Linked DNA regions of Homo sapiens: region 1 is linked to region 2. A link is a loop called in an ENCODE intact Hi-C map of the cell type or tissue named here. Cell type or tissue: Caco-2. All regions are shown on one strand. Links, peaks and the distances in the headings refer to the core of each region. The heading gives the core; the rest is flanking DNA. Region 1 has its middle 120 kb from the start of RGS7BP. Region 2 overlaps CWC27 (CWC27 spliceosome associated cyclophilin).

The links. Peaks named below come from ENCODE experiments on the same cell type or tissue, not always from the same donor. Only the 100,000 strongest peaks of a DNase experiment are listed, where the experiment ranks them.
Region 1: a loop joins it to region 2, with 19 times the contacts of the local background. A loop is called at or near these places in 4 of 110 quality-filtered maps.

Annotation. Positions count from the first base shown.
Region 1 is chr5:64,378,432-64,394,312 of GRCh38, reverse strand. No RefSeq gene overlaps it. Among named protein-coding and RNA genes, the nearest start is that of RGS7BP, 120 kb to the left of the region's middle. In Caco-2, for the core only: a CTCF peak has its summit at 9,378 (motif pointing left); a DNase peak (open chromatin) is centred at 9,352.
Region 2 is chr5:64,775,209-64,791,089 of GRCh38, reverse strand. CWC27 (CWC27 spliceosome associated cyclophilin) reads right to left here. Exons shown (of 14, transcript NM_005869.4): 3 at 9,057-9,169; 4 at 7,111-7,254; 5 at 5,511-5,609; 6 at 4,463-4,566; 7 at 2,070-2,139. Among named protein-coding and RNA genes, the nearest start is that of CWC27, 14 kb to the right of the region's middle. In Caco-2, for the core only: a CTCF peak has its summit at 6,492 (motif pointing right); a DNase peak (open chromatin) is centred at 6,489.

The DNA of each region.
Region 1 (15,881 bases), core at 4,832-12,831, 400 kb after region 2:
TGTAGAAGCACCAACTTTCTGTAGGATGTACACATAGAAATGGAATTGCTGGGCACGTACACATTCACTTTTACAAAATTTCATGACCCTGTAGTGGTCATAAAAATTAACACTCCCACCTGCAGTGTATAAGGTTCAAATTTTCTCATTTGGTATTGTCAGATGCTTTAATTTTTTCCAATTTCATCATTAAGAATTATTCCAGTATGGGCTGCTGTATAAAAAAGATGGACTGAGAATTTAGGTATAGTTCCTAGAGCACTTGCTTTAACTCTTTTTGTTCTCTACTGAGCTATAGCTTTAAATACCAACACTAGCTGAGAGCCAATACTCTATCATGTTATGTGTGATCTTTGTCATCACATGCAATGACTGCCTTCTCTTTCCTCCCATGTTTTATTTACTTATTTATTCAAAAAATCATCAATAAAATTGATTTTTTTGTTATACATGTCAGTGAAGCTTAACAATACATGCATAGGTTTATGTAACCATTGCCTCAATCAGAAAAGTTCCATCATCTCCCAAAAAACTCATTCATGCTATTCTTTATAATGCAGTCCTATATTCCTCCCTTCTTAAGCTCTACAACCACTGATCAAGTCTCAATCACTATAGTAGTGTTTTTCTTTTTGATAATGTTATGGAAATGTAATTATACAGCACATAACTTTTTGAAAGTAGCCTTCTTTCACTCAGCATAATACTTTTGACATTCATTCAAGATGTTGAATGTTAAAAGTTTGTTACCTTTTATCGTTGAGTAGCATTCCATTGTATGGATGTATCCCAGTTTGTTTATCCGTTTGCCCACTGAAAGACCTTTACGTTATTTCCAGGTTTTGACAATTATGAATACAACTGCTATAAACATTTTGTACAGATGTCTATGTGAATATAAATTTTCATTTTTTTTCTGGAATAGGTGGCCAGGAGTGGGATTGCCTTGTAACCTAGTGTATATTTGTTTTTACAACAAACTGCTGACTTTTTCCAGAGGAGCTGTAGTATTTTTACATTTTCACCAGCATTATATGAGAGTTTTGACTGTTTGCTGTTCTTACCAGTATTTTTATTTTATGTATTCTAATTGGTCAGTAGTAGTATCTCATTGTTGTTTTAATTTGCATTTCTCTTATGACTAATGATGTTGAGCATCTTTTTATGTATTTATTTTCTATCCATATATCCTCTTTGGTGAAGCATTTAAATCTTTTGCCCATTTATATATATATATTTTTTATTTTCTTACTGTTGAGTATTGATACTTTTTGGAATGTTCTGAACACAGGAAATTCATTCCAAGTTATTTATATATATGTCTATCAGTCTGCAGCTTTTCATTCTTTTCATTGAATATCTTTTGTAAACAAATTATTTTAATTTTAATAAAATTTATTTTTTTCCTTTATGGATCTCGCTTTTGGTATCATGTATAAGAATTATTTGTCTGACTTCAGTTAACAAAAATATCTTCTATTTTTTTCTAAAAGTTTTACATCATTTAGATCTGAGATTTATTTTGAGATTTTTTTGTATAAGTTGTGAGATTCATACTGAGATATTTTTGTATATGTTGAAATTCATTTTATTTTCCATATGGATGTCCCATTGTTCCAATACTATTTGTTGTATAGACTAACCTTTCCCTATTGAATTCTTTTTGCATCTCTGTTAAAAACCAGTGGCCAAGACAGACAAAGATAAAAGAAGGAGAAGACACAAAATACCAGTATCAGGAATGAAACAAGATATTACTATAAATTCTGTAGTCATTAACGGAATAGTAAGGGAATACAGCAAATATCTCTACATAGATAAATTTGATTTGACAACTTAGAATAAATGAATCAATTCCTAGAAAACTACAAAATACAAAATTCATCCAAGATGAAATACAATATTAATCCAATAACCTTTAAATAAATGGAATTCATGATTTAAGAGCTCCCCCAAAAGAAATCTTTAGGCCAACATAATTTCTCTGGGGAATTCTATTGAACATTGAATTTAAAATTAACACCAATTTTGTACAATCTCTTCCACAAAATAGAAGAGGAGGAAACATTTCCAAATCATTGTATGAGGGTATTATTACATCAATACAAAAACCAGACAAGATAGTGCAAAACAATACAGTTACAGAACAATATCTTATGAACTTGGGCACAGATATCCTCAACAAAATGTTAGCAGATTTAATCTCATAATGTATAAAAATAATTATAAAACGTGATCAATCATGGTTATTCCAGGTGTGCAAGGCTGTTTCAATATTTGAAAATCAGTCAATAAAATTCACTATATCAACAGGCTAAAGAAGAAAAATTACATTAATTGATGCAGAAAAGACATTTTACAAATTGCTTATTTTTGGTAAAAATTCTCAGCAAATTTGAAGAAGAGGAAAACTTCCACAACTTAATAAAGAACATCTATAGAAACCTAAAGCTAACATCATACTTCTGAATCTTCTTCCCCAATATTGGAAATAAACCAAAGATAATCTGCTATCACCTCTCTTATTCAATACAACACCAGAGGTCCTAGCCAGTGCAACATGCAAGAAAAAAAAAGGCATACAGATTAGGTAGGAAGAAATAAAATTATACTTATTTGTGGATGACATGAAGGTCTACATAAAAAATTCCCAAGAAATCTACAAAAAATATCTCTAGAACTAATAAATGAGCTCAGCAAGGTTGCAGGCTACAAAAATCAATCACAGTTCCATATATTGACAATGCACATGTGGAAACCAAAATTAAAAACACAATGCTACTTACAAATTATTCAAAGAATGAAATGCCTTAGTACAAATCTAGCAAAGTATATATAGAATATGTATGCTGAAAATTACAAAGTATTGATGAAAGAAATCAAAGGAAACTTAACTAAGTAGCAAGATGTACCATGTTCATGGATTGGGAGACTCAACATAGTAAAGATGTCATTTCTCTCCAAATTGAACTGTAGGTTTAATTTAGTATCTTTCAGAATCCTAGAAAGGTTTTTGTAGACGTAAAAAAGTATACTCTAAAATTTATATGGAAATGCAAAAAATCTAGACTCACATAATTTTGGTAAAGAAGTGTAAAATGTGGTGAATAACTGATGCTCAGACTTTACATAACTACAGTAATAAAGACTGTGGTATTTAATGGAGGAATAAATACATAGATAATGGAACAGAATAGAGAACCCCAAAATAAACCACACACATATGCTGAATAGATTTTGACTTAAGCTTCATGCCTTATGTAAAAATTAACTAAAAATAGATTAAATACTTAAATTTAAAACATAAAACTATAAAACTTTTAGAAACATACATAGGAGAAAATCTTTGGGATCAAGGACTAGGCAGAGTCCTTAGACTTGGAAAAAGCATAATCCAAAAAAGGAAAAAATTATAAATTGGACTTTATCAAATTTGAGAACTTTCATGATCTGAAAAACATTGTAAAGAGGATGAAAACAAGCTACATACTGGGGGGGGGAATATTCACAGAACACATATTTAACAAATAACTTGTATCTAGAATATATAAATACCTCTTAAAACTCAGCAGTGATGAAAAAAATTGCCCAATTAAAATGTAGGCAAAAGATATGTACAGATGGTTTATCAAAGAGAATAGTCAGATGAAAGATAATCACATGAAAATATATTCAATATCATTAGCCATTAGAGAATGACAACACTACAATATATATCACTAGATACCTATTAGAATAGCTAAAAGTTAAAAAAAAATAGTGATAACACCAAATGCTGATGATGATGGAAGACACCATGTTGCTGGTAGGAACATAGAGCCTCTCTGGAATAGAATAGGGCAAATTTTTTTTTCCCCAGAAAATTACTCCTTATCATATGACCCAGCTGTTGAATGTTTAAGCTTTTATCTCAGAGAAATGAAAACTTATGTTCACACAAAAGCTTATGCCAAAATGTTCATAGCAGCTTTTTTCATAATAAGCAAAAACTGGAAACAACCTAATTGTCCTTCGATAGGTGAATGGTTAAAGAAACTGTGGTACCTCCTATCACCCCTCAAAGAACTCTGTCATGCTATTCTACGTAGTCATATCTTCCTCCCTTTTGCAACCACTGATCTATTCTCAATCACTATATATGTATTTTTTCTTTTTGATAATACCACATAAATGTCATAATACAGTATATAACCTCTTGAAAGTAGACTTTCACTCAGTATAATATCTTTAAAAGTCATTCAGGTTGTTGATATACTACTCTAATATAAAAAAAGAACAAATAACTTATTCACACAATAATTTGAATGGATCTCAAGGGCAGTATGCTGAGTGGAAACAGCCAATCTCAAAAAGTTATATACTATATAATTCAATGTATATAACATTTCTGAAATGCCAAAATTGTAGTGATGGGGAACAGATTAGTGGTTGCTAACAGGTGGGGAAGACTGTCCCTATGAAAGGCTAGCACTAAAGGTCCTTGTAATGGAACTGTTCTATATTTTTACTGCTGTGGTGGTAATATGAATTTGCACATGTAATAAAATTGCATAGAATACACAGACACATAAATTAGTTGATGTAACTGGTGAGATCTGAATTCACTTTACCATTTAAAAATAATTAGTATTTCAGTATTTTCTGGAGATGTTTGGTACTTCTTAAAAAAGTTTGCTTTCCAACTGTAGATTCATAGTATATTGAAATATGGTCAATTTTTCATGTTGGTTGTATTGTGTCCTCATGCTATATTCAGATATTGTAGCAGTTTGGTGTAGATTTCTTGGGATTTTCCTCATGGACAATCATGCCATCTGCAAACAGAGACAATTTAGTTCGTTCCTATCTCTTTCTCTTGCTTTATTAAATTAGCTAGGACTTCCAGTATGATGATGAATAATTTGGTGAATGTGTTTGTCCTTGCTTTGTTTTCCCATTACAGGAGGAAAACATTCAGTCTTTCACTGTTATGATTTTATTTATGGGATTTTTAAAAATGATGAACTTTATCATCTACCAAATTATAGGGAGCTGAGGAAGTCCCTTTCTATTCCTAGTCACTGAGAGTGTTTTTAAAAAATCATGAATGAATTTTGAATCTTGTCAAAAGCTTTTTTTGTATTAATTGAACAATCATGTATTTTTTTCTTCTTTAGACTGTTGATATGGTGGGCATTGATTGGTTTCTTAATGTTGAACCAGGCTTACATTTTTAGAATAAACCCTAGTCACGGTGTATTCATTTTTTGGTGTATTGTTGGATTTGAATGGATATTGTTAAGGCTTTTTTTTTCCACTTCTATATGAAGAATATTGTTGTGTAGTTTTCTTTTTCTATACTGTCTTTGTCTGGTTGAATATGAAGGTAATGCTGGTCCCATAAAATAGGTAGTGTTTCTTTCTCTTCTATTTTATGGAATACAGTAGTGATATTATTTCTTTTTAAAATGTTTGGAGGCCAGGCGTGGTGGCTCACACCTGTAATCCCAGCACTTTGGAAAGCCTGAGGTGGGCGGATCACTTGAAGTCAGGAGTTCAAGATCAGCCTGGCCAACATAGTGAAACCCTGTCTCTGCAAAAATACAAAAATTAGCCAGGCATGATGGCAGGTGCCTATAATACCGGCTACTTAGGAGGCTGGTGCAGGAGAATCGCTTGAAACTGGGAGGTGGAGATTGCAGTGAGCCGAGATGATGCCACTGCACTCCAGCCTGGGTGACAGAGTGAGACTCTGTTTCAAAAAATAAAATAAAATAAAATAAAATAAAATGTTTGGTATAATTCACCAGTGAAACCATTTGAGTCTAGAGATTTCTTCTTTGGAAGGATTTTGACGACAGATAAAATTTCTTTCTTTTTTTTCTTTTTTCTTTTTTTTTTTTTTGAGATGGAGTCTCACTCTTTCGCCCAGGCCGGAGTGCAGTGGCGCTATCTCAGCTCACTGCAAGCTTCGCCTCCCGGGTTCACACCATTCTCCTGCCTCAGCCTCCCGAGTAGCTGGGACTACAGGCTACAGGCGCCCGCCACCGTGCCCGGCTAATTTTTTGTATTTTTAGTAGAGACGGGGTTTCACCGTGTTAGCCAGGATGGTCTCGATCTCCTGACCTCGTGATCCGCCCGCCTCGGCCTCCCAAAGTGCTGGGATTACAGGCGTGAGCCATCGCACCCGGCCAAAATTTCTTAATATAGTACTGTTTGGTTCATTTTGGGTGAGTCTGGGCAGGTTGTGGTTTTTGAGGAATTGGTTCATTTTATTTAAGTTGTTGAATTTCCTTATGTAGAGTTTTTCATAGTATTCCTTTATTATATTTTATAATGTCTGTAGGGTATGTAGTAAAAGCCCTTTTTTACATCTGATATTGGTAACTTGTATCTTCTTTCTTTTAGTCTTGGTCAGTCTTTCTTGATAATTAACAATAATTTATTGATCTTTTTAGATAATCAGTTTTTTATTTCATTGATTTCCTTTATTGATTTCTGTTTTCAGTTTCACTGATTTCTGCTCTTATTTATGTCACTATCTTCTTTACATTGCTTTGGGTTTATTTTTCTCTTTTTCTTGTTTCTTGTGGTGGAAGCTTAACTTGTAGATTTGAGATCATTGTTCTATTTTAATATGAGCATTTCATGCTGTAAGTTTCACTCTAAGGACTACTTTAGCTGTATCACACAGATTTTGATATGCTATATTCTTATTTTTGTTTAGAATATTTTTAAATTTTCCTTGAGACTTCCTTTGAACTATGGATTATTTAGAAGTATGTAATTTAATTTCTAAGATTTTCTTGTTACCTTTACTACTGATTTCTAGTTTAATTTTATTATAGTTAGAAAATATATGTTGTAGGATTTCAGTTCTTTGATATTGAAAGAATTTTATGACCCTGGATATGGTCTGCCTTGATTAACGTTCCATGTATACTTGAACAGAATATATTATATATCCCACTGTTGTAGGAGAAATATTCTGTAAATGTCAATTAAATCAATTGGGTTCAGTTCTTCTCTATCCTAAAAAATTTTCTGTTAACTACTTCTGTCTGTCTGAGTGAAGAATATTCAACTCTCCAACTGTAATTGTGGTTTTGTTTCTTCTTTTAGTTCTGTCAGGTTTTGCTTCATGTATTTGTAGCTCTGTTGATACATATGCAACGTTATATCTTGTTGACCAGTGGACCATTTTACTTTTATATAAAGTATTGGGCTCCGTAAACTCTGACTCAAACTATGGCAGGCCAAAATCCAGCCTGCCATCTGTTATTGTAAATAAAATTTTATTAGACTACATTCAAGCCTATTCATTTATGTATTTTTTATGGTTTGTTTTGTACCACAGTGTCAGAATTATACTTTTGCAATAGAGACTATACGGCTTGCCGAGACTAAAATATTTATCTGGGCTTTTATAGAAAAAGTTTATTGTTCTCTGATATAATATCTCTATCACTGGTAATTCACTTTGCTCTGTAGTATACTTTGGCTGGTATAAGTATATCCAGTCTAGCTTTCTTTTGACTAGTGTTTCTATGGTATATATTTTTTATCCTTTAACTTTTAACTGAACCATGTCATTATATATTTGAAGTTAGTTACTTATAGACTGTGTATAGTTGGTTCATGTGTTTAAAAAAGATCCATTCCACAATTTCTGTCTTGCCTTTTGTAGGTTGAATTTGCCTCTAATTATTTCAATGTTTGGAGTATTTCTAAAATTTTAGTATTTTTTTGTTTATTCTCTTTGTTTTCCATTCCTTTGTTTTACTTTTCCTGCCTTCTTTGGGGTTATTTCAATATTTTTAGTGTCCAGCTTTAATGTATAGTGTTTTTATATTTTTTTAAGTAGTTGCTCCAGGGCTTCCTATATGTGTATTTAACTTTTCACAGACTATTTAGAATCAATATTCTTGTTACTTAAAGTGGAATACAGAAACTTTCCCAATATGTAGTACTATGTATTCTCTCCTCTTTATGTTGTAGTGTTCTTATACATTACATGTAGTTACATCGTAAATCTCATCACAAGGTATTATAATTTTTCTTTCAACTGTTTAAACATATTTTAGACAACTTAAAAGAAATATAGTTTCCTATTTACCCAGATATTTTCCATTTCTATTGCTTTTTCTTCATTTATGATTTTCCAAATTTATTTTCTGGTCTCATTTCCCTTTTGTCTGAAGAAGTTGCTTCAGAATTTCTTTGAAAGCATGACTGCTGACAATTAATTATCTTAGTTTTTCCTTATCTGAGAATGCCTCCATTCCTGAAGAATATTTTTGCTGGACATGGAGTTCTTGGTGGACAGTTCTTTTCTTTCAGCTCTTTAAATCTCTTGTTCCGCTCCTTTTTAAACTCCAGGATTTCTGATGAAAATTTTTAGTCTTTAAAATTATTTTTCCTTTATGTATACAGCATTGTTTTTCTCTGGTTGTCTTTTATTTTCAGCAGTTTGATTTTGATGTGCCTAGGACTAATTTCTTTGGATTTCTCCTTTTTGGGTTTGCTGTGCTTTTAAATCTATATGTTTGTCTGTCATCAAATTTGCAAAGTTTTCTGTCATTATTTCCTTAAGTTTTTTTTTTTTTAGCATCACCCTGTTTCTTCTGTATTTCTGAGACTGTTATAACACAAAATTAGACTTTTTGTTATAGTCTTATAGGTCCATGAGGCTCTGTTCAGTTATTTAAAAAAAATCATTTTTTCCTCTTTGTTCAGACTGATTCAGAACAAACATATTTGCTAGTTCACTGATTTTTTTTTCTGTTATTGACATTCTGCTATTGAATGTCTCCCTCTCTCCCACCCTCCTTCCCTCCTTGCCTCCCTTCCTTGCTATCCAATGAATTTTAAATTTTGATTATTTTATTTTCAGGTCAAACTTTTCTTTTGATTTTTTTTCATATTATCAATTTCAGTGCAAATATTTACTATTTTCTCATTGGTTTCAAGAATTCTTTTGATTGCTTGCTGGAGCATTTTTATAATGGCTGCTTTAAAATATTTGAAAAGTTCAACATCTGTGTTATTTTAACACTGGCATTCTTTGATTATCTTTTACCTGGTGCTTTGGCATTTTCCTAGTTATTTGCCAGGTAATTTCAGGTTACCCAGCAAAGAACGAGGTAATTCTAGTTACCTAGTAATTTATTACCCCAAATTACTAGGCTATGCTAGACATTTTGAATCTGATCTTATTTCATTTCTATGGAGACTGTTAAATAGTTTTGTTTTAAGCAGGCAGTCAACCTGCTTAGATTCAGGCCACTGGTTCCAACCCTCCTCTGTAGGCTGTGGTTTCAATGTCAGTTCCATTTTCAAAGTCTTTATAGTATGATTTATCTTTCCTGGATGTGTGCCACCCAGTGGTCAGTCTTGGACCTTGGCTATGGTCTGTCTGTTCAGTTTTCAGTCACCATTATGCTGAATAGGATAAGGTCCACACTTATGCAGCTCTTGGGTGAGCTTAGGAGTTCATAAATGACTTTGTGGGTTTGCTTTCCTGAGCTTTCACCTCTCCACCATCTCCCTCAAACTTTCTGGTTCCTCAAGACTCCTCTTTTTAGTTGTTCAGCCAGAAAGCCAACACTTTAGTTACCACACATTGCCATATACTTCTTCAAGTACCCCACATCAAGGATCAAGTGGTAGTGGGGAAGGGGAACTAAGGGAGAAAAAGGCAATGAGGAGTTTTCATACACTCTTTGAACGACAGCTCCTCTCTTTTAGAGTTTTGGCTCTTGCAGTCTCCTGTTGCCTCTGCCTGTTGACACCACCATTGTATTGCTTGGGGGCTTGATGTGGTGGAAAGAAGCAGTCTTTCTGAGCTTTTGTAGTTCTTTTTCTCTGCTTGCAGCCAGAGCTAGTGGGCTTCTCTTGGAGCTCTCTCTGCCTACATGTTTCTGCCCACTTCTGGTATGTTAAAGTTAGGCTGAGAGTTACTGGAGGAAAAAAAATTAGTAAACTCACTGTCAGTTCAGCGACATTACAAATTCTGTTCTTTTTCCAGAATCCAACTGCAGCAGTTTACTACTCAAAATCTCCCATATATCTGTTCCATCTGTTCTGTTCAGGTTTTATTGATGTATTCATTAGGATATACAGGGTGGGGTGTGCTTATCTCTAACCCAGAATTGGAACCTCCTCCCTTAGATTGCAGATTGTGATTGTGTGACCATCTTTGGTCAACCTAAAGCATTAGGCCATCCAAGTCTCTTTCTCTCTTGCTTGCTTTCATTCCTCCCTCTCTTTCTCCTTCTTTCTCTCCCTCCCTCTCTCCCTCCCTCCCTCTCTTCCTGTCTCCTTCCCTCCCTCCATTTTTCCTTTCCTCCTTGCCTCCCTTCCTTCTAGAATCTGGTTGCTTTCGGTCTTTTACATAAACTGGTAGAGGGAAAATAGAAAAGTACATATGGCTTTGTTTCTTTCTTCTCTCCTATTGCAAAACCATTTTATTTCTTTTCATTGTTGGCATCTTTCCATTGGCCAAGTCTTCTCCTTGCCATCTCTGTCATCATTACTGATTGCCCTGATTGCCATGTCATCACTGCTAGCAGATCTGCTCATGGTCAGTCATATGTGCTTCTCATTCACTCCCCACCCCCTGCCCCAGTCTTTTTTGTATTTTCTGATTATTCCTTTTCTCATACTTCTCTGCTTTTATGCAAAATCCCACATCCGTCCAGTTTTTCTATTCTACCAATGTACCAATTATAGTGAAAATCAGATGTATATTTTTTTCTTGGTCTCTGTGTTGTTTCTCTTTAATCAGAACCCATTGTAGTGTTTGTATATATATTTGTGGATACTATATTAGTTATTTGGAGACACATTGGAAGCCTGAGGCTTTGAGTAATTTGATTTTTGGTATTTCTTTAAGATTAAAACAAGTAGTGTGTTATACAGGGAACAATTTATGTACACTAATGAACATGTTTGTGATTGACATATATATGCTGCATACTGTTTCCAGATTAAATGACTTCCATGCTAACCTTTTCAAAGTACTTATTTATACATTATCCATTTTTGCTTTTCATCTTTTTTTTCTGTCTGAATGAAATACATGTCCTTTTCCTTCCATTGGTTTAAAGCCACTTAATTTCACTCTCTATTGTCACTCATACTTGATTCAGAATAGGGGAAAATAAGATAAATGTGTATATAACACTGATCATTACTACTCTTTGTTCCAGTAAAGATGATGATGAAGTTGTAAGGTATACAAAGGGATATTAAATACTTTCTTTTTAGAAGTCCTGAGTTTTTCATCTTAATGAAACAGACAATGTGAACTTATGTACTTTGCTTACCTGTTATTTCAATTACAGCAGTCTTTAGTCTTAGTAGAAAAAAATGAGAGGGTATATTGTAGCATTTATCAATAAACTATGATAAAAATTCTCTTCACAATAATTTAAAACCAGATGGTACCAAATTTATAATGAATTTATAATTGGTTAATTGCTTGATAAAATAATGGTCTTTCCTAATTATATCTCATCTCTGACAGTTTTAAGTTTATAATTTTTGGAAGTAAAACACATCATCCTTTAAGTCTTCCTGTCTTTTCTCAAAGATCTACATATCATAATTAGGGCAAAGGTACATTTCTATGGAGGCCATGTGTGCCTTTTCCTGTCATAGAAAGAAAAGGACACACCCAATTAGGGTCTAGATTGGAAGTAATAATTAACAGAACCATAAGTGCAGGTTTATGTGGTAGAAAGAATTGTGGTGGTGCTAGTTTCATTTACTTTCTCCTCTGCTTTTAGCCTTCTATTAGCCATAAGTAGAAATGGATGTGCTCACATACATATATACCAATTATCTCTGAAATCCATGACAATAGAAAGCAGATCAGTAGAAAACTTTGTTTCCAGCAGCAGTGTTAGCTTTTATTTGAATAATCAGATATCAGGTAGATTTCTGAACACTATTTTTAAATTAGAAGGAGTATATAAACTCCTAGGTCAAAAGAACTTCATTCTGAAATCTAACTTCATTCTGAAATCTTACTTCATTCTGAAATCTTACTTCATAAGAACTTCATTCTGAAATCCTCAGGATATGCGGCTGGCATTTAAGTGGGCTTTAGATCATGAAGAAAACTTCAATTGAGGATGATTTATAAGTGTGCATTCATTTATTCAATGAATATTTATTGAATATGTACTATTTTTGTTTGCTGAATGCAAAAATGAATTGGGGGCCTTGTAATTATGTGTTATTGCTGAGTTTTACTGGGTTCAGAAGTACTGTTTTATATGAAAGCTTTAGAGTAGATAGAAATATGATTAAGGAAATTAAAACCATAAAGGGAGCTAATTCCTTTATTTCATAAAGGAAAACTAAAGAGCATCAGCAAAGATAAAGAGAAGATAGCATGTATAAAAATAGGCTATTAGTTGGTTACACTATAATTTACAATCAGCTTTAATAATTTATTGATATTTGGAGGCTGAGGTGGAAGGATCCCTTGAGCCCAGGAGTTCAAGGGTGCAGGGAGCTATGATTGTGCCACTCTACTCCAGCCTGGGTGATGGAGTGAGACCTCATCTCTTAAAAAAATTTGATTTTTTGATATTAATTCTGAACAAGTAACTGAGACTGCCATGTGAGAGGGATCATGTATTAGGAGCTTTCTTTGACCCTCTCAGCTGGGCCTAGTTTTTCAGCCATCCCTACTAAGGTACCAGTTACATGAGTGAAGTTGTCTTGGACCCTCCAGATTAGTGTGTCTGTTAGCTGAATACCACCAGTTAACTTCCGTTGATTCCACCAGCTAACTTCTGTTGAAAGAGAAGAATCATCCAACTGAGCCCTGATTCTTTGACCCATAAAATTGTTAGATATAATAAAATGTTTTTTAAGCCATTAAATTTGGGGTGGTTTGTTACTCAGCAATAGATAATCAAACCACCTACACAGGACATCTAAACACTTTTATGGTACTGGAGAATAATCATTACAAGTTATGCTATAATTTTTAAATTATAGGTTGGTAATTTTGTATCAATAGGCCAAGGATAAAATTTAGTGAAAGGGCAGTTAGTTGAGCATAGCATATGTGATGGCTATGTGGTATGTTGTCTTGGCTAGGCTAAAAAAACAACATTCCTTTGAATTTCTTTTTCAGTAAGTTTCTGGATAAGTGATCTATAAGATACATTCCCTCAAGATCTGGAAGATAGAAGAGAGCACCAGCAGTTTTGTGATCTCCACACACCTTCTCCTAATTACTGAATCAAACACTAATTTAGCTGCTGCTGTGAAGAGATTTTGCGAGTATAATTAAGGTTCCTAATCAGTCAAGAAGATTATCCTGAGTGGGCCTCATTTAATCAGTTGAAAGTACTTAAAATATAATGTTGACCTCTCCTGGAAAAAGAGTTAAACCTGTGGACAATAGCTTCAGCCAGTGTCTGTGAGGCTTCAGCCTTCTTGTGATCTTCTCTGCCCTGTGGACTCCGGATTTGCCTATCCAGCCTCCGAAACTGTGTAAGCCAATTCCTTGTTATACGTATGTGTATATTCACACATATATGCATAGATAGATAGATATCTCCTACTGGTTCTGCTTGTCTGTTTGGACTCTGACACAGATTTTTGTATCAAAAGTGGATGCAGAGGCCTGTGCCTTAAGGATGAGGTGCCTTAAAGATCTTAAGGATGAGTTCTCTGAATTGGTTCTGATTTTCTGGAATTGTTTTTCTAATCTGATAAAACTTAAGGCACTAATAAGCCTGTTTCTAGTTGTTTAAAAGACATTGGTAGTCCATGGCATGATGTGGTGAAAGAGTTGCTCAAATTATCACCTTTGGATACTATAATTAAATACCTATAGAAGGTGAGATTCAAGATGTCTAAGCATGAATCACTTGAGAACATTTTAGTCAAAACAAGGAGTGGAATGGAGTTGTTTGGTTATTCCTAACTGCTCTAGAGAAAGTGACCATAGAAAAATGAACTTAGGGCTCTAAATTTCTAGCTAAATGTTCTGAAAACTTCTGCATTTTCCCTCAGAGAAACTCTATCCTGTAGCTGTAAGGCTGGGGTTTCTGAAAATGAAAGCCACAGTTTCCTCCTGTGAATGGCAAACTGAATTCCCAACCACTTCTGTTAAAGTTTAGCCAGTGATTGGGAAGGAATGGGCTTCTACAAATGGGAGTGGGGAAATATGGGTAGATTCTGATAAAGCTGGGGATCTTGGCTTCCCATATGAAATTGAATCTTTGCCCATAGAACCAGTCTTTTCAGTTCTGCCTGAGGAAGTGTAATGTGTCAACTTGACTAGGCCACATGGTGCCCAGATATTTGGTTTAATATTTTTCTGTTATATGAGGGCATTTTTGGATAATTAACATTTAAATCAGTAGACTGAGGAAAGCAGATTGCCTTCCATAATGTGGGTGGGCTACAATCCTCGGTTGAAGGCCTAAACAGAACAAAAGGCTGATGCTCCCATGAGAAGGATAATTTTCCTGCTTGACAGCCTTTGAACTGGGAAATCAACTGTTCCTGGTTCTACAACAGCCTGCCAGCCTCAGACTTTAACTGGGACATTGGCTCTTTTTTCTGGTTCTACAGCAGCTTCTGACCTTTGCACTAGAAATGGGACATCAGCTCTGCAGATTTTGGACTTGCCAGCTTCCAGAATTATGTTACCCATTTCCTTATAAATTATATATTTATAATATATATCATAAATATATACATTTAAACAATATAAATATTTATAAATCATAAATATATGTATATATTTTGTTTTTCTGGAGAACTCTGATTAATATGGGAGGATAGTCCTCCTTTACCTGAATAACCTGGAATGGCCTCCCCTGAGGATTGTTGATAAAAAGTGTCAAACTCTGTAAAATATTTTTAGAGATTTATTTTGAGCCAAATATGAGTGATCATGGTCTGTGGAGGTCCTGAGAACATGTGCTCAAGGTGGTCGGGGGTACAGCTTGGTTTTATGTATTTTAGGGAGGCATGATACATTTATCAAACACATTTAAGAAATACACTGGTTTGGTTCAGAAAGGGGGGACAATTCAAAGCAGGGGGCTTCCAGGCTATAGGTAAATTCAGACATTTTCTGGTTGACAATTGGTTGAGTTGATCTGAAGACCTGGGATCAGTAGAAAGGAAGTGTTCAGGTTAAGATAAAGGATTGTGGATATCAAATTTTATTGTGTGGAGGAAGCTCTCAGATAGCAGACTTCAGAGAGAACAGGTTGTAAAATGTTTCTTATCGGACCTAAAATGGTGCCTGGCTCTTAGTTGATTATCTCCTGGATCTGGAAAGGAAGGAAGGAAAACAAGGGGAAAGGGGATTCTTGATAGAATGTGGGTTTTTCCCACAAGGGATGGCTTCGCAGGACCATTTCAAGATATGGCAGAGAAACACGTTTTGGGGTAAAATATTTTGATTTTCTTCCTTGTTATGCCAGAGTCAGATTGGAAAGCAAGTCACAGTATACAGGGTTAAATAAAACCCATCTGATGAGAATTTATGGTTTGTAGGGCATGACTCCCCACACCCCTTAGATAGGAATTTGGGCAAGATAAAAAAAATGAGAGCTTAGTCCTCAGGAAGTTGCTTACAAGGTACTCCTGATGATCCACAGGACCTACTCCCCAACACCCCTTTTTGTTTCTATAACTAGAATCAACTTGAAGCAGCCCTCAAAAAATGAGGTACAATGTATGACTCATGAAAAGGTGTGATATACACCAAAAGAACTGCATGGCTTTTTTTTCAATTTATATAAATAGAAATCTAGGAGTTACGTGTGAGAATGGATATTGGTGTGTAATCAAGGTGTAAGGAATATAAAGTCATCAGGCTTAATTTGTAGGCTCACTATTCAGAGACTCAATGTTTT
Region 2 (15,881 bases), core at 2,537-10,536:
ACTGCCTTCCCCAGCTGCCTTCTACCCCAGAATGCTACGCTACCAGTGAAATTTCTCACCAACCTTTGAGACGTCTTGGGCTTGAAGGAGACAGCTTCTACAGCATTCATAATCATATGAGAGACTTAACTAGCTAAAAAAACCCTCAGTTCAAAATTCTGATTCTACCACCTCTTAATTGCATGATCATGGATGAGTTATTTAACCCTCTCTGAGTTTCACTTTCTTTATTCTACAAAATAAGAAAAATAATATCTATATTGCATGGTTGTTATAGGGATTACATAAAATAAATAGTATAGTTAGCAGATAAGAAGATAAATTATTGTAATGCAGTAGGATAAATGTTTTGATGGGCATAGACAGATTATCATGGAAAGAAGTACCTAGCTTAGCCTGGATGGGAGTTCAGTGGCAGGGGGAGGTAGAAGTAGTAGAAGGTGATAGTAGACCTAAATCTTAAAGGAAAAACACTTTAAGGAGAGAGCATACTCCTGGCAAAAGGAAAAACAGGGGTGGGGGAACTGTGAGGAAAGTATGGGTATGCAAGGAAACTTGACATCTTTAGAAAACATCAATGAAAAGGAACCCTGGCAATTTCTAGATCTAACATTCATGGTTTTGTCCATTCACAAACATAACCACAGAATCATGACACATAGTAAATCATTTTGATGAGGCATAAATTTGAATCATAAACAATGCAAGACTAGTGCACTGACATCTAAAGAAGATGACTCTTCAGATATTGAGGTGACAGAGTGATTGGTGACGTTAAGGAATTGGGAAATGAAGTTTTTGTAAAAAAATGAATTTAGTTTTGACATCTAGAGACCTTTCCTAAAGCAACTCTGAACAAGGGATAAGAGCCCAGGAGAAATATTTGGCCTTATCTCCTAGAGTTTAGAATGTTGGTGTACAGGTAAATGGAAATTGAATCCATGGCATCAAATACATCACTCAAGGATACAATAAAAAGCAACAAAAAGTTATGACCAAAATATTTCATATACACACCATTTTAATTACATTTTAATGCAAGGGGTATTAAGTAGAGTGCTTACTAGGCGTCCAACATTAGCCTGCAAAACCGTGCTCACTAATAAGGGAACATATGGCTAAAGAAGTAAAAACAAGAATAATAATAATATGCTTTTAATTCAATGTTATTGTTAGAGTTGGTAAGAAATAGATAATTATGTTAAGCAAGTAAGGCTTATAGGTTATAAAGTTTTAATTACAACAATAAAGACTATAAACCTAATCCTTTAGTTCTCAGTATTCACTAATTTTCAAAAAAGAAAGGCATATCAGAACCTTTAGGAGTAGAAACCCTTGAAGACAGTTTTCTTGTAGTATACACACCAGAATTACTGCTCTAAACAATGGCATGACACCGTGTTTCAGTAATGCGTATTATGATGCAAGCAATATTGAAGAAAACCACATGTAAAGGCCTACAGGAAGGACTAGCAGAATAAAAAGGCCAGGAGGCACTGCATAATTCAAGGACATGGATTTAATAGTTACAAAGACCTGCGTTCAGTTCCCATCTGTAGCTACTTATTGGTTATGTTACTTTGAGCAAATTATAAACTATAGCTGAATGTATTCATGAGTAAAATGAGGATGATAATAATATCACCCATCTCAAAGGGCTGTAATGAGAATTAATGAAATAAACAAAATATATATAAATAACATTAAAATGAATATAAGAGTTTTGGTCTGTGACTGTTTATATCAGTAATGATAATAATCATTATCATCTAACATACTACCTGAAAAAATAGCAGTTAGGATCTGAATCATAAAGTCCAACCATTCAAAAAACTGCAAGTCTAGTTCAAACTGATTTTTTTAAAATGCCAACATTAAAAATAAATAGGATAATCTCAAAAGTTGCAAATATTACTGACCACAAATCAATTTACAAATTCAATGAACACTTACTGAGCCTGCCCCATGTAAAACATGCTGTGCCAGATATAGCAGGAGATACAATAGTGAGTAAGATATAGACCCCAATCTCTTTTGTAAGTTAGAACAAAGGGCAAATTAGAGATTACCTGACTAACTCGATTTACTTCCTCCTCTTCTTCCTCAGCTTCCTCTCCAAATGAAAGTAAACTAAAATTTCTAGTCCAAAAAAAAGAAAGAAAAAAAAAAAGAAAGAGAAAGTCAAATCAAACTTATAAATACCTTATTTTCAGAGCAAGAGAACAGAATTTACAAGAAGAAATACATTCTGACTGTTCTAAAAAAGACCATATTACTCAGTATTCAGCAGAAGTATTCTAACGATCTGTATTTTCAGTATGATGTTAAAGCTTTTGCCTCACAGCACCAATGTTTCCTATATTATACTAACTTTTAATGACCAAAAATCCCTTCTGAGCATTACCATTAAATTTACTGAGTAAAGCATGACAGAAATAATTAAGCTTTTTTATATTTATCAAAACTGGTAGCAAAATGGGGGTTTCTGAAAAATAATAAGTATATATCCCTGAGTGCTACAAATGGGAAGCAATTAATCTAGTATTTGGCAAAATATTTTTTAATATTTTAAAATTAATATGTATACAAAATTGTCAGACAAAAAAATATGAGCAATGAACAACTAAAATAGCCCACAAGGAGAAAAAACTAGGTTTGTCTCCTCTGATTCATCAAACAAAAGTAATCTCAAGTAAGATAAACAAGTTACTAAAACTGTCTCTCAAATAGAAAAATTAAAGATGTGGCAGTGAAACAGATTTTTTTTTTTCCCAAAGCCTAGAAGCAAGCAACGACCAACATATCATCCCCAATATATTTGCTGGAAACAAAAACAAAGCAAAACACACCAAAAAAAGACTTTAGAGTTTATTGTTAAGATAAATCATAGTGATGACGCACTGCATATGAATACAGTGACAGTGACCTTTCATCCAGAGATAGATTAATCAAAATAAGCTGATCAAAGAATTTTTAAAAATCAAATAAATAATTCCAATAAGCAGTTATTTTGCCACAAGGAATTAACTGCTTATTAAAGTGTCTGGCTCATATCTGACACTTTATAAAACAATTTAACTTTGTATTTGTAGGATATCAAGGAAAAAGACTAATAGGTATTGAATGCCTATACTACTGGGTGTTTTAACATACCTCTTCTCATTTAATCCTCATAACAACCAGGAGTTGAACTTATTCTAATCTCCATTTTATAGGAAGAGGTAACTGAAGCTTAGAAAGTTTAATCAACTTTGCCTTTTATTAACTAGGTTTGGCAGGATTATATCTAGAATTGATCAAATCTAACAATTATACTTACAATAAAATCTCTAATAAGGATCCTACGATTCAGTAAAAGAGTACGTTGAAATCTAACTCTGCAGTATATACAGACAGTATTAATAATGTAGAATATTGTCCAAAATACTGAAATTTATTTTTTCATTCCTATTTTTTGGAAAATTATCTTCTGGAAATAAACCAGAATACTGAATGAAACAGCTTTATATTTTAAAATATTTATAATAATATTATTTTTAATAGCAACATAAAAGGAGTAAAAAGTTAAATACAAGTTAAATTGCATAATGCAATCATGCAGTCATTAAAAATATTCTTTATACTTTACTTTCTATTTATACTGAGTGAGCACATATTAATTTTAAAATAAGCAACAAACAAGTTTCTCAACAACTCATTTATATAAATAATTGTTACAGGGATCATAAAATATGTATCTATTTATTAACACAGATTTCATGTGAACAACTGAGATGACATGTTTGTAGCTTAAGTTTAAGATATACTGCACCTGAATACAAGAGTTGCTCATTTAGGAAAACAAACAAACAAACAAACAAACAAAACCACTAATATGGTTTGGCTCTGTGTCCCCACCCAAATCTCATCTCGAGTAATTCCCACAATCCCCATGTGTTTTATGGGAGGGACCCTAGTGGGAGGTGACTGGATTATAGGGTGGTGTCCCCAAAGCTGTTCTCATGATACTGAGTGAGTTCTCATAAGATCTGATGGTTTTATAAGTGTTTGACAGTTCCTCCTTCCCACTCGCTCTCTCCCCTGCTGCCTTGTGAAGAAGGTGACTGCTTCGCCTTCCTCCACGATTGAAGCTTCCTGAGGCCTCCCTAGCCATGTGAAATTGTGAGTCAATTAAACCTGTTTCCTTTATGAATTACCCTGTCTCAGGTATATCTTTATAGCAGTGTGAAAACGGACTAATACAACCACACACTCATAATTCCAATATCTCTCAGTCTCAGGCATGTCTTTATAGCAGTGTAAAAATGAACTAATACAACCACACACTCATAATTCCAATATCTCTCTGGTTCAAACTGGCCTCTCCTTTGCTAGTAAACAATTACTATAAAAGGAAATATAGTAAACTAAATGAATGAGTGTCATTTTTCAAGCTGAAGAAAAATCTCTCCACTATGATTACTTTGTGCCTTTGGGTTTCAATTTCTTTACTTCCTCCTCTGGTTTCTCTTTTTTCAGCCTTTTAATTTCCCTTGGAATGATGTCATCAAAAGGATTAAACAAAACCTATGAAAAAAAATATTTCGAAAACATTATTCCATTTTTAACATTTCACAAAAAATCAAACCCCGTATGTAATTCCAGTGGTATAGTGTCTATATTTTTCCCCACATAAACATTATTAGTATAGTGATATATATTTACTACACAACATGCTTCCACTTACACGGCCTCACTGGATTCTCTCAATAATCCTATGTGCTATTAAGTAAGGGATATTTTATCCCCATTTTACAAAAGGGAAAAATATTTAAGAAAATGTAAATGATACACAGTAAACAAGATCAACTCAGATGCTTTGATTCCAAATCAAGTATTCTTGCTTCCTCAATGAAGGGTCATTCTTTTTTTTTTTTTTTTTTTTTGAGATGGAGTCTTGCTCTGTCGCCCAGGCTGGAGTGCAGTGGCGTGATCTTGGCTCACTGCAACCTCTGCCTCCCAGGTTCAAGTGATTATCCTGCCTCAGCCTCCTGAGTAGCTGGGACTACAGGCGTATGCCACCATGCCCAGCTATTTTTTTTGTATTTTTAGTAGACACAGGGTTTCACTGTGTTAGTCAGGATGGTCTCCATCTCCTGACCTCATGATCCACCCACCTCAGCATCCCAAAGTGCTGAGATTACAGGTGTGAGCCACCGTGCCCAGCAGATTACTCTTAAATTACCTATGAAGTCACTACTTTGGGCTAAATAAACCTAATTCCTTTAACTTTCCATTATGAGGTAAGCTTTTCAGTCATTGGATTATCAGATAAAGTTTCATCTTTGAATTAAAATCTTTAATTAAAAAAATTCTTAACTAGAAACGGTGCCCAAATAAATTAGAGATAAAATTTGAGTTGTGATGTTAACATAGTATAAAGCCTTAATCCAATAGTTTAAAAATACTAAGAATCAATTCCTCTTAAACGACAATGTAAGTGCTGTATCTCGTAATAATCATGCTCCTACCTCACAGCTTTTTATTTTGTGTGGATTATGTGGTCTTTCGTCATCATCAATGTCTACTTCTGACAGTCGCAACATGTTATATACTGTATCCCCTGTAACCTATCAAATTAAAAATATAATGTAATTGAAAATTATTGCACTCATCCTTTGAATTAAGAGAAAACCTTTGAAAACATCTTTCAAATAATTAAAAGAAAATTTCATGTGATTACATAAAAATATATGCATTTAATAATGCAAATAAAGCAACTTTATCTTAAAGGAGAAAAGCATGGATGGAGTTCAATCCCCCAATAAGTTTTTTGGAAATTTCCAATATATATTTAATGTAAGTTTTTATTAATAATATAATGCCAAATAATCTCCTACTGAATGACAACTTTTCATTCAAACATCATAAACAAATTTAAACTTTGGAATAGGATAAAATAAGCAAATAACAATAACAATGTGGTAAATGCTTTAGAGACATTATCTCATTTAATCCTCACAAACAACCTAAAAGTAGGAACTAATATTATCCTTCTACAGATAAGAAAAATGAGGATCAAAGAAGGTATAAAACCAACAGTGATGGCCTTTCTAACTTCTAACTATGCTACACATTGTCTCTGATGTGTTAGTTATATAACCCAATTGTAAAAACTGATGCAGAATGGCAACTTAAATCTCATTTTATTACACACTCTTATTTTTAAGGAATAAATGGAGGGAATCTATAAACATCAGACAGGCTGTGCTGGAGTGGCTCAAAAGAATGTGCCAATGCATATTTCCTAACCCACTGTTATTAATAAGTATTAACCAACAACATTGCAACATATAGTTTTAGTGTGATTCCTTTCATTCAGTGTTTTTCAAGAGTTTTAAAACAACACCAGCTTTCCAATTGTACTGAATTTGTTTTTTTCCCTTTCATCACCACAAAAATCCAGTTTTGCCCAGTATATGGGGAAACCATTCTTACTGAACCAGCAGAGGGCGCTGATGCACTAGTGATGTCCGATATGCCTAAGACTTAAAACATATAGAAACATATTTATGAGAATGGAGAAGAGTGAGAGAAGAAAACCTTCAGAATCCCTTTTTAAAGGGAATTGTTAAAAATTCTATAGAAAGGACGTTCCCTAATATGACATTAAATGTGAGCAGGATTAAATAGGTACTATTCAAAGTAATATTTACAGTAAGAAGTTTCAATGTCAACACAAATTCCACTTTAAACTTAAGAAAATCCATCATTAAGAAAATAAACTGTAAACTACTAAATATTATTACCTAAATGTCCTTCCAAAAGTGTAAAATCAATATTGGCTAAGTGGCACATTTTAGCTCATACCATTACTATGATTTTAAAGAAGGAATACACTAAAGTCACAACTAATGACTGAATTGAAAGATCCAAAAAGAACTTAGATGCTCCCTCATAGTGCACTATATTAGGAATATATTCCATCATTTTTGAAAATAATAAACATATCCTATGGAATGTTTTTACAAAGGTAGCTCTTAGATAAGTTAATCATATGTATCTTAGAAGTCTAAGGAATAACATAAAACCAAAAACTGAACCACAGGTTTAAAATCACTGGACACTAACCTTTCCAAAGATGGTATGCTTATTGTTAAGTTCATCTGCTCGACCCAGTGTGAAGAAAAACTGGCTGCCATTATCATGAGAACCAGCATTTGCCATGGCAACCAGTCCTCTCCGATTAAAACGCAACCGTGAATGAAATTCATCCTGAAATGTAAAAAGATTTAGTGAATGTCCTCAGTTATAAGACCCTTCATATGCAGTTATTCAACTTGACCTGCAAGGTCCCATACAACTTCTAATAAAAAATGCAGACATTTTACTTAATTGATTTTCAAGTATTTACTATTCTTTCAATGTTATTAAACTTGAATTCACTAGACTGTATCTTCTAAATATACTCAGACAGAAATATACCCTATTTTGTAGAAAGCTGCTTAGTTACATCTAAAGGAAGAGTACCCAAGGGGGAATGGATTTCTAAGTCATTTCCCTATTCTCATCCCAAAGTCAGCTATGCTTTTGAAATCTTCTATTATTTCTCCCAGAAAACTACCTTTGAGCCATTGCAGAGTATTCAATTATTACTCCTTCCCATCTCATTCTAAATGTCATTAAACAATTGCTTTGTTCTTGTTTTTTAATTCAAATAATCTACTATGATTGTGTTATGTAATTTTACCATGTCTTTTTAAAGTCCTAAGTTGAATCTTCTCTGAAATGGCACTGATTCTATTTGCCAGTTTTCAAAAGAGCAGGAACAAGCCTTTCTAAGGTGGTTTTCTCACCATGACAGGGCTACTTAACAAATATATTAGTCTCTTAGTTAACAGAATTTCCATCCAGCCTGATACAGAACTCATTTATAAATGTAGTCATGTTATATCATAAATGCTTTTCACAAAGGAAGATATTTTTCCTTAATAAATAATTCTCAAGAGATCTGAACTCAATGGATCATAACTCTGTATACTGTATTCAAAATGACCTAATTGAAAAATGTAACAAGATAACTGTATTACCTGAAAATAATGAAGCAAAAATCTCAAATTAGGAAGGAATTGTCAAAAACAGCTATTCTGTCACACCAAATAAAAGAATAAAAGAATGCTTCCGACTAGACGGAGTATCTAAAATCATGAGAAGTCTTACCATGGTAAAATATAAAATAGTCTAAAAGTGACATCTGAGACTTTTAAAATAACTATTCCACATTTCTAAGGCCATTATCATCTGGAAATTAAAGCTAACAGTTCAAGTATTTTCTTCAAGAATCACACAATGACTCATTAAAAGATGAAAGGAAAATGCAATCTATTCCCTTAATATAAAAACGAATTTTTCAAAAACTCCCATATTTTAAGAGATACCAATATTTACTCATTCAAAGAACATGATATTGGTGCCATCAAATTAATAACAAACACAACTTTTAGCTTTTACTTGAACCTGCTGTTGTTATTATCTTCACTATGACATTAACTCCTTTTCTTCTTAGATCTATGTTGGCAGTTAAGAAATCACTGACCTGTTCTTGATTAATGCATCTTTTACAGACAATTTATTTATTTATTTATTTATTTATTTATTTATTTGAGACGGAGTCTCGCTCTGTCGCCCAGGCTGGAGTGCATTGGTGCGATCTCCGCTCACTGCAACCTCCACCTCCCAGGTTCAGGCAATTCTCCTGCCTCAGCCTCCTGAGTAGCTGGGAATACAGGCGTGTGCCACCATGCCTGGCTAATTTTTGTAATTTTAGTAGAGATGAGGTTTCACCATGTTGGCCAGGCTGGTCTCAAACTCCCGACCTCAAGTGATCCGCCCCCCTCGGCTTCCCAAAGTGCTGGAATTACAGGCATGAGCTACTGCACCCAGCCTGATGTTTATATACTAATGTGAAACGTTTTTTCCTCTTGTGGAACACAATCATTTTCGATTAAGCAATCCAAACTGACTTGGAAATAATAATAACAACAAAAATAATAATAAAAATAATAATTCAGTCTTACTTTGAATGGCGCTCCATAGATAGACTCTCCACCACTCCCTGTGCCAGTAGGATCTCCGCCTTGGACTATGAAACCAGGCACAACTCTATGAAAAATGGTATTGTCATAATAAGCTGAAAAAAAAATAAAAATAATTTATCAATGTCTAAAATTAATCATCTCTACAGTTACCAAAATTAATACAGCTAGAGTCAAAAGATTTATTTTCCAGAATGTTAAATACGCTCCCCAGCCAAAACCTTTTGTATCCTCCTTCTTATAAAATAGTTACTTCTCAGAACAGCACACATTTCTACAGAAACCATCACTGTTGACTTCTTGTTTTTATTTCTAGGATTCTCTCAAACTCTGGACTGGTCTTCAAAACAGAAATTAGAGAGTTCTGATAGGGAGGAGAAGCAATATTGTGCCCCAGGGGACATTTGTCAATTTCTGAAAATATTTTTGGTTATCACAAATGGGGGATACTACTGGCATCCAGTGAGTAGGGGGCAGGGATACTGCTAAACACCCTATACTGCAAAAGACAGTTCCCACAACAGAGAATTACCAGCCCAAAATGTCAACTGTATGGAGACTGAGAAACCCTGGCAAAGATAAATACCTTATTTCCCACTGCTTCCTCTTTTCCTCACAGGAAATTAATTTATTAACACACAAACTCATAATATATCAAAATTACTTATTAGTTATAGGTCTAGAACCATCAATACACCCTCCTCAAGAAACTTTGAATAAATAAAACAAATAACACAATACATACTTGAGTCCAATTAGCTCAGTTTGCTAAATGATTGAAATAAATTATTAATATTTATATGTAATTCAAAAATATACAATTGGAGTATATAATTTAGAACTCATAAATATACAGGAGAGACTGTATATGACCTCCTATACTATATATTATCTGGAACCTAAAATCATTAGGATACTTCATAGAAGAAAAGGAAGTTAACTTGGGAATGGCAGAAGCATGGCATCTCAGTGAGGCAAAGTATAAGCGACAAATTGAGTGGGAAGCAGGAATTAGAATTTGCCTGAATAAGAGAATTTACATTAAGAAGTAGCAATAATGACCAACATGCATAACAAAAGATGCTCAATATTATTAGTCATTAGAGAAATGCAAATCAAAACCACAATCAGATACTACTTCACACCCACTAGAATGGCTAACATCAAAAACCTTAAAAGAATAAGTGTTGGTAAGGATGTGATGAAACTGGAACCCTTTTACATTGCTGGTGGGAATATAAAATAGTGTAAAAAGTTAAACACAGAATTAGCATGTAATCCAGCAATTATGATTCCGGTGTGTGTGTGTGTGTGTGCGCGCGTGTGCGCGTGTGTATACAAGTGATATATATGTTTATATATTAATATATAATTTATAAGTGTAAATATATATAGTTCACATAAATAATATATAATATATAAGTAATTATAGTTATAAGTAATTTTGATATATATTGTTTGATATATAAATTATATATAATATATATATCACTGTGCACATGATCAGATTTGCTTTTACAAAACATCATATATTTATATATATTGTTTCTATATATATCCAAAAGAATCGATTGTTTATATATATATCCAAAATATATATATTTGTATATACATCCAAAAGAGTTGAAAACAAGTACTCAAATACACACAAATGTTCATAGCAGCACTATTCACAAGAGCCAACAGGTGTAAACAATTCAAATGTCTATCAATGGATGAATGGATAAATAAAATGTGATATATACATATGATGGAATATGACTGTCACAAAAAGGAATGAAATACTCATACATGCTACAAAATGGATGAACTTCAAAAACATGCTAAGTGAAAGAACCCAAACACAAAGTCACATATTGTCTGACTCCATTTATAAGAAATATCTAGAATAGGTAAATCTGCAGAGATGGAAAATAGATTGGTGGTTGCTGGGGGCTGTGGGTGGAGGAGGGGTATATTAGTCCATTCTCACACTGCTATGAAGAAATACCCAAGACTGGATAATTCATAAAGGAAAGAGGTTTAATTGACAGTCCCACATTGCTGGGGAGGCCTCAGGAAACTTACAATCATGGCGGATGGCAAAGGAGAAGCAGGCACTTTCTTCAGGCAGCAGGATGGAGTGAGCGCAAGCAGGGGAAATGCCAGATGCTTATAAAACCATCAGATCTCATGAGACTCACTCATTATCACAAGAACAGTAAGGGAGAAAATGCCCCTATGATCCAATCACTTCCACCTGGTCCTGCCCTAGACATGTGGGGATTATGGGGTTTACAATTCAAGGTGAGATTTGGGTGGGGACACAGAGCCAAACCATATCAAGGGGAGAATAGAGAATGACTGGGTTAATGGATACAGAGTTTTCTTTTGGGGTAATAAAGTGTTTTAGAACTACATAGAGGTGCCGGCTGCACATTATAGTGAATATACTAAATGATGTTGAACTGTACACTTTAAAATGGTTAGTTCTATTTTATATAAACTTCACCACAGTTTTTTCAAAAAATCCGTTAGGTGGAAGGAAAGAAATTTTACATCACTGAAATTAGTTCTGTACTTACATTAGGTAAGCACAAGAGGAAAACATATGTAGTATGAAGTACTGAATAAACAAAAGCTATTATTTTTGTTGTTGTAAAAACAAACAAAAAGCAAATAGCAACAAAGCAGGTTGTGGTTGAGCCAATCATCGAGTTAGGCAGTCATGATTCAATCACATGCTGAGGGTTACAAAGCAGAAAGATGGAAAAAGCACAGTTCCCTAAAGATTTCACTGAGCTTCCCTAAAGATTTCACCAGATTTCTTGACATACAGGAGGATAAATGTCTTTATTATTTAAATCATTTTGAGTTGGGTCTTCTATTACCTGCAACTGAATACAACCTGAATATAACTCATTCAATGAAAAATATTTATCAAGTATCTACTGTGGGCCAGGCATTTTACTGATACAGTTACTGACATAATTTATAAAGTTCCTATTTTAGTGTCTTGGAGACACCCTCATAATTATTTATATTTGCAAAGTATAACTGGATATACAATGCATATTTTAAAAATTATAATCTGTATTCTAACAACTGTATTTAGTACACAGTACATAAGAAGTAGAAAGGAAGACCAGCTGATTTTTGCTTAGTCCCTTCTCCCATTGCAGGGCAGTTGGGCTGCATTTACAAGAGCTCCCTAGTGCAGACAAATTCCCTCTGGTTACAAATAGATACTATAAAAACCAAAAGGTCTTAAAGTATCTCTCCTATATTCCTAGGTAACCATTTCATCAGTTACACTAACACTGTATGTAGCAGTCAGGAGTTTGAGTCTTGCCTTTTGCTAGCTATACAGTCTTAAACTCCATTTTCTCATAAATCTAATAACATAAATTAAGGCACAGTGTCAATCTGAAGATTAAATAATATGAAAGCAAACTACACATTTTCAAGTTCAACACAAATGTGAGGTCAAACTAATATCTTCACTCAAATGCTACAAATTCATATTCAAATTTGAATATAAAATATACCCCAGTATATATCATATAATGAATATTCATCTAGACCCATAATAAGCAGCCAACCAATACTTTTTGAGCACTGTGCACATGATCAGATTTGCATTTTCAAAATGTCACTCTTACCCAGTGTGAATATATTAGAAAGAGACATGACTGGAGAGAGAGGGGGAGTGAGAGAGAGAGAGAGAAAGAAAGCAAGAGACAGCGCAAGTGCATGCGACAGAGAGCCAGTGAGAGAATGCAAGCAAGCAACTACTATCCTGAGGTCATTACATAACTATGGCTTATCTTGAGATACACAGATTCAAGAACTACTTATGAAGCAAGATCCATAAAACCCAGATATATGTTACCTGTGACGGAAAAAGGACATGAAAGAGGTCTTTATTACTTGTGTTTTCAAATTTTAGAATTTCACCATTTTCTTTCTTTTTCCTATTTCCCATTAAGTATTTCAGTGATGCTGGCTTTTTATTTTAAGATTTTCTTTATGATTTTCCTAGTTATATTCCTGTTGAATGCATGAAATTATTATACTATATATAAATGAGTAAAAATTTTCTATACTCTCTACACTATAACTTTGTATTCTAACATAGCTGGAATTTCCAATGTCCACAAATCTTCCATATCTACTATTTCTACTTCTTTGTAATTTATTAGTAATCACTATTGAACTATGCATTTATAGTTGTATTTATAGTTTATAATACTGTATATTTTGCTGCTTGCAATGTTTATTTGATTTTCTTAAATTTTTATGCATCATCACAAGTGTTTTGAAAAAGCTTTATTATTTCATTATGCACGTTCATAATATCCTCCTGAATGTTCTCCACTATTGAAAAAAGATACCTAAATGTATCTTAAATATGAAACAAAGTTCCTATTTGATTGCTGTCATTCTAGTATTTGTCACATGGTTTCTATTTCTGGCTACAATAATCTATGGGCATTATCATATATTTTGACTAATTATATTTCTTGCCCAAGTTCATAGAGGAATTTATACTTGCACTTTAAAGTAGTTATACGTTTCTTCTTCTAGAATCCTGTTTTGTGTTTAACTATGTAAATGTTATCATTAATAACTTTTTATCTAACACTCATCTTGCGACCAGTCTGCACTATCTGGTATTTTTTTAAACAAATATTTTAGTTTTGTAAAGAAATTTCTTTTAACTTATAGCATATTTATGCTTATATTTGTCACTCTAAAGAATTAGTAAACTATTATTAAAGAATAAAAGATAAGCAATGAAGTGTGGACCATGATGAGACAAGAATGATGTGAAATAAAGGTGAAGAGATTAGTAGTCACACAATGTATTAAACATTTTGATTTTCTTATCCACTTCTCCCTCTGCTCCCCACTTGTCTATAAAACAAACATAAAATTATACTCCTTCCTCACACTGGAGGAACTAATGAAATTATCAAAGCTAATAAGCTTCCCTTTCATTCCTTTATATCTTTTTTGCTCTATTTTTTAATTGATAAGTTTTTAAAAGTTCCACTCATTTTAAATGTCCACCTAACTATGCTGCAAAGACCAAAAATCTAAGATTAAGTCTGTATAATGTAGATCCTTTGGTTTTTTAAAGGCTATAAACCATCCTTTGGCTATGAACATCATTTTAGTTGAGGGCCATATCTGAGACTGCGCTCTTACTTGTTCATGTTTTATTCATTTGCTTTTAAATTCTGGAAACCATGCTTTAAAAAAATAAATATGAGTGTTTCAAGATCTAGAAACATTATGACTCGTCTAAATCATAGAAGCAAAGAACTAAAATGGGGTTTTCTGGATTATATTTTTGAAACCTTGACTTAACTTATTTAGGAGTATCCTTGTTTAAATCAGTCTTCTTAGGCTTCATGTTAGCCTTTCCAATAATAATTCTATCTCTATTCAATTAAGAGGATTGGTGAATTTGATTAAGATAATTGTTGTGGTTATTTTTAAAATTATTTTTCTATTCTTTCTTCTTTCTCCTTGCATTATTATAAATAGGGGAATAATTGTTGTAATAATTGAGTTTTATCATCACCCAACTTAAGAACCTCATTTCTTCTTCACTGTCACATTGTATCCAGATGTTTTCTGCTTCTTCCATTCACCTGGTCATGGATTGCAATTTACCATTCATTCTTTCTAATGTTTTTGTAATTTTACTCTCCTTCTGTAAAACTTGAGCTTTTGAATCTTCAAAACTTCTTACCAGAAACAAGTCTGACTTTTTCATGTCTCCTGTGTTTCTCAACTTGGTTAACAGATATTTGAGGCCTCTCTGACTGAACTACCTACCTGACTCTATTTCCTTCCTGCCTGCCACAGCAATTATTAATAATGGTCTTTGCAGATGTCCTTTCATTCTCTCTCTCTCTCTCTCTCTCTCTCTCTCTCTCTCTCTCTCTCTCTCTCTCTCGCTCCACTCCTCCCCACCTCTCTCTTTTGGAGAGGGGGTGGTATCTGGGTATTTTTCATTTCTTAAATCTTCACCTGATAATTACGTCTATTTAGAGAGATCTCATCATACCATACTACTGGATTCTCTTTCACACCTTGCTTCTGACCCAAAATGTTGTTTTCTGATACCTTGAATAAAACTGTCTCTAAAAATCAAATATAACTTAGAAGAACAATGATTTGCCACCGCTGGAGATATTCCAAACCATATGTAATGTATTCTAGAAGCCAACAAAAAGCTCTAAAAATGGAAGGTTTACTTCCCTAAGAGAATACTCTGCAGGGAAAAACACTTCAGTGGATGTATAATTCTGCAGCATTTTAAAAAAAGAAAAATAGTTACTTTATGACTCAAATCTAAAAAAACTAGAGACATTGATAATAATATCACTGGATGCTAGCTGGAAGGCTGTGTGGAGAAACTAGAATTTTGAACAGACATTTAAAAATGGGTAGACTTAAACAGTAAAAAAAGGGAAGAAAAAGCATACCAAAAGAAGGGGAACTAGTATGAGGACATGTATGAAAGTGGAAACGGAAAGGAAATGCTTAGGAAATAATGTCCAACTAAAACCATGTGGTTAGTGCAATGAGCTAGAAAGTTGGATAGCTAGGAAGCCAAGCTGCCTGAGGATTCAAATACCATATAAACAAGGAAGAGAGAAAAGAAATTAAGGATGAAAGACAGGAAGGGGAGCAGGCAAGAGGCAATTACAGTCATACAGGTGAAAGGCAGACTGGGGAAGAAATTGGTAAATTTGGTTTTACACTGGTTTTGTTATAGCTAACAGTGGAAGGCTCCAGTTGAAAAGTCCACTA